2 separate regions of the Homo sapiens genome follow, and region 2 is linked to region 1. Evidence: chromatin loops called from intact Hi-C (ENCODE). Cell type or tissue: MCF 10A. All regions are shown on one strand.

What was found. Hi-C counts contacts between places; a loop is a spot of excess contacts. Peaks named below come from ENCODE experiments on the same cell type or tissue, not always from the same donor. Only the 100,000 strongest peaks of a DNase experiment are listed, where the experiment ranks them.
Region 2: a loop joins it to region 1, with 4 times the contacts of the local background. A loop is called at or near these places in 4 of 110 quality-filtered maps.

Annotation. Positions count from the first base shown.
Region 1 is chr6:10,029,745-10,032,244 of GRCh38, forward strand. It overlaps the pseudogene OFCC1. Among named protein-coding and RNA genes, the nearest start is that of TFAP2A-AS2, 370 kb to the right of the region's middle. In MCF 10A, a CTCF peak has its summit at 1,421 (motif pointing right); no DNase peak of the experiment used is centred here.
Region 2 is chr6:10,236,827-10,239,326 of GRCh38, forward strand. No RefSeq gene overlaps it. Among named protein-coding and RNA genes, the nearest start is that of TFAP2A-AS2, 170 kb to the right of the region's middle. In MCF 10A, no CTCF peak of the experiment used is centred here; a DNase peak (open chromatin) is centred at 1,035.

The DNA of each region.
Region 1 (2,500 bases):
CCTCCAACGAACAATTTTATGTGCACAATGACTACTACTGGCTTCCTACAAGTTTTTTCTCTGCATACCACTGGATACATTCTGTATACCCAACATTTGAAAGTAGTTTTCTATTTTACATTTTCTTAATTCTAATTAAACAAATCTTAATCTTGACTTTAATGGCTGCAATTATGATACTTCATTATGTTAAATGTTAGTTGCAACATAAGAATAAATTGTATAAACAGTTTAGCTGCAATTGCATGGTGTCTAACTGTACATTACTCATTAACAAGATGTGGGTAGCAGCAATTATAACATTTCCTCCTAATGTCCCCATTTATTGAGTCTCAGCAGCAAGCCCCCTTTCACATCGCACACTGATTGACGATAGCAGCTTTTGAGCTCATGGAGAACAGGCACTATAACCCGCTGTGTGCCTCCAACTCAAATCGATGAAAGTACACATTAGCTCTTAGCCTCACGGGCCGGAGTTCTTGAAGGTCAAAATAGCCATCAGCATCACTGTAGGGTATAAAAATCATTTCACAAACTGTGAACAAAAACAACACAACTTGCTTTGCAGTTTGATTATTGTTTATAGATACAGCAAGCCAAGAATTAAAGCATAGCCTTGGGGCAGCATAATTATTTACAGCTGAAGACTCATATCATTATTAGCGGTCTCCTAATTGCTTGAAGTTATATCAATGTTAGTTGATTTAACACATTTCTTATAACATATATGGAAATTGTTTCCTCTGCATATGGAGTGTCAGTTTATCTGGGAGATGGTTTCTTAATTTATCAAAGTTTTTTTTTCTTCTAATTGTTCTTTTTTTCTTTGAAGGAAGATTTTCCCTTAGCCATAAGCAGGGAGAAGAGTTGAAGCTGAGCTTTAATTTATCTACTGTATCTTAATGCTAGAAATACTAGGATCATTTTTGTTTGCTTGTTTTCATTAAAAATTGAATCCATAAAGCTACAACAATATCTTCCATTGGAAAATGTATCAAACTTTCCTCCAGATGGTTCATACACACCTTTTCTTCTTAGGTACCTAACCTGAAATTTTAACATTAAGAGCACAACCACGTAGCTCATAAAAGTGCTAGTGATGTTGAAGTCATGAAAATCTTCATACATTGTAAAATGTCAAATCTTGATCCATTGGTCATATATTTTATATATGCATAAGGAAGATAAAGCTAAATATGCAGCTATAATATAGATGAAAACTTACAGTAATATTGAAGAAGAAAATTAAAGAGAAACATTCAGGTAATACTGTTGTGGGTAGAGTTTGGAATTTGTAAGGGTAAAAATGAACTCCTATTTTTTACGGTATTCTCTACCTGGATGAAATTATCCTTTTTCTGTAATATATTTTCTACCTATAGGTGGCGACACTTGTACTGTTTCCTTTTGAACTGTTCTTTGTGCCTGGGAACAAATGGACTGCTGCTAGGGGAAGACAAGAATTGAACTTAGAGACCATGGTGTCAAAGCCTTTCAAGGCTAGAAAAGATCTTAGGACCAAGTAGTCAATTCCTGCAACATACGATATCTGAGAAATAAGGCCCCAAGAGACTCAGCTAAATGCCCAAGATCACACTACCAGTTAGTGATAGACCTGGAAAAATAAAGAAACTAGATTCAGAAATAATAACCTGAGACAATCCGTAAACATAAAAAATAAACTCTTAAGCAAAACATTTGCAAAGTATCACGTGGAACTCTATCTCCACAAAGTGGACTTGGAATCGTTCCGATAAATTATGTGTATTTAAACCTAAATCCTAGCGTTCATTTTTTTTTCTTCCTTCACAATAAATGGCCCTCCAAAGTATTATGATAAAAGAACTAAGGTCTCTTATTTGAGAAAATGTAATGTTTATTAAAATGCTTCCCAAAGGGAAATATCAATTTAATGGCTAATGTATGTTTTTACAAAATTGATCACCACTTGCAGATATGAAACTGGAGAATATCTGAGAAAATTGCTAATGGGGCCTATTGTTTAGAAGTACGCCAAAGCAAATACCAAAGGCTTTGATTCTGGGTTACAAAGGTCACCCAGAAATCTTATGAAATTTAAGCTGTGATTGTTAACCTGCTAAAAGTTACCACGTTACTTAACACTTGTGATCTTATCTAAGAGACATATGGTATAAATATTTCCAAACATTTCTAAGAACAATTTTGTTTTATCAAAGGGAATATTATTTAACAATTCTCTTTACTTTATGGGCCTTTAGCAAAACTCTTGCTGCTGCCTGGAAGAAACAGAAAACCTGAAAATGGTATTTTAGATTAATTTAATTTAGATTTCCTTTGAACAAATTACAGTCTCTACAGCAACCCTGGTGGATTGCGTCTGGAATCTGAAGCAGCCTTGGTCCCAGGCATCCCATGAACACCGTTCTGTAAAAATGGAAAGAACTGATGAGGTGCTGAGCGACTAGCAGAAACTTCTTATCACTGTGGGTGATGTTTAGTTCTGGAGCCATCGTCTTTC
Region 2 (2,500 bases), 210 kb after region 1:
ATTGATTCTGTGAAAAAAAGTGAAGGTACAAAGATCAGTCAAAAATGTAGTGTTCCTGGGAATCCAGAAAAATTAAGGTGTATAAAACTCATCTTTTCTAACAAGTTCCTCATGTTCTTCAAGAGTGAAGACTAGAATCCCTTCCTTCCCCAGCCTTTGTCTCCTGCACAGGTACTGTTCGCTACTCTTAAGGATGCAAAACTGGGTCTTCCATTAAGGCAGGAATGGGCAGGACTCCGTTGGTCTAAAATGTATCTCCTATGGGGCCAGGCATGGTGGCTCATGCCTGTAATCCCAGCACTTTGGGAGGCCGCGGCAGGCAGATCCCCTGAGGTCAGGAGTTCGAGACCAGCTGGACAACATGGCAAAACCCCATCTCTACCAAAAATACAAAAATTAGCCAGGTGGTACGTGTCTGTAGTCCCAGCTACTCAGGAGACTGAGGCAGGAGAAGCACTTGAACCCAGGAGGCAGAGGTTGCAGTGAGCCGAGATCATGCCATTGCACTCCAGCCTGAGCAACAAGAGCGAAACTCCATCTCAAACTAAATAAATAAATAAAAATAAAATATATCTCCTGTTGGGTTTGGCTCGGGATCTTTAGAGCCAGAGGGGAACTTAGAATCCGTCTGGTGCAAACCTCTAATTTTATACACAGGGACCTGTGACACAGAGACGTTAAGTGGTTTGCCTGAGGTCACACAGCTAATAAGCCATGAATTAAGCCAAATCTTTCTGAGCCTAAGTCGTGTCTTCAAGTTAATAGTACCAGACTGTCTGTACTTTCAATTCTTTCCACTCCAAAAAGGCAACTGGGAATGGTGAAACTAATTCTTCAAAATCATACCTATCCCCTTCACAAGGGACAAAATCAAATGTCAGAAGATAAAATGTCACAAGCCATGCTTTGGCATGGACATGAAGCACAGTCTGAGAGCCTGTCTGAGTGGACAAGAGGCTGTGGCTGAGGAGTGGCCAGTGACGAGCAGGGTGTGGACAGAGGCCTCACCTCCCCTCGGAGCGCCAGATGGCAAGCACAACTTCTCTTTGAGTCACCAAATCACTGAGTCACACCTTTCCTTTCTGGCTGACTCCAGCTTAATCCGAAGGGTGAGGTGAATATTCCCAGTCCTAAACTGAAGACTGTGCCTTTTTTTTCTAGGGAAAATGAAAGACCTAAGGAACTTAGCTTGGGGTTTGGTTGTTCTTTTGAAGCTTAACAATATCTGCATCTCAGGCCAAATTAACAATTCACATATATGTATATAAAAACATAAACATATATATACATTATATGTACATAAACATATATATACATAAACATATATATACATAAACATATATATACACACCATAAACATATATATTAAAAAACCATAAAACAAAAACAAAGGCCAACTTTTAACATATATAATGTATAATACATATTATACATTATATATGCTTGACATGTTAAAGTATTATATAATACATATATATGTATTGTATATGCTTAACATATATGTTTAACATAGATAATACATACATATTATATAACTATATATGTTTAATATACATATGCTTAATATATATGTTTAACATATATATGTTAAAGTTGGCCTTTGTTTTTGTTTTACGGGTTTTTTTAATGTCCTAAAAAAGCCCTAGGGCCTTTGTAAGCATTTTCAAATAATGCCAAGTTCTTAACATTATCCTTTGAAGCCCTGCAAGTTCCAGCCAATTTGGCCCCTACTGTCTTCAAGTTTAAGTGCAACACTTTTACTTCAGAAAAATTAAACAACAGACATATGACATGAAGTCATCTAAGTATGTTGATGCTGTGTCTTCACATTTGCACCAGGTCCACAGATACGACCCCTCCACTCTCAGCCAATCCAGCTCCTAGGATTCAACGTTCTGAAATCCAGGCTCTTTTCGATCAGCTCATTGAAAGCGCGTTACCTCTGCACTCTGCCCTATCCCCACCTTCCTGGCTGTCCCATGTCTCAGCCTAATGACAACATATTAACTAATTTACTTTATCAGTCTTGTGGTTGCTGGGAAAATATTTCACAGATTAGATAACTTATTGAAGAAGGCTGAAAGTGCCTCTTCTCTCTAGCCTTGTGGCAATTAGTAGTCACTCAGCCCACCTACAGTTTGGTTCCCATCTCTGGAAGGTGCCCGGATGTTCTGAAGCCCTTCCTCTCATTCTTCCTTAACTATGCCAGGTATTCTGGAAAACTGAAAGGCCAGAATAACATCTCATTTCTCTCCCACTTCCCCCAAAATATTATATTCATTGAGTAGAGAAGCTTTTGACAAGGAAAGTCTTCAATAAACAAATAAAGCAGGCTTTTTTTAAAACTCTGAAGTTATCTCAAAGCAGATATCACATTCAAAAGATGATGAGAATTAGGCTTTCCCCCACCCACCAATCACTCTACTGAAAGCCATTAATATTATTAGTTGCAAATCCATTAGGTTAAATTGCCTCATCACATTTTCTAGACCATGATCTA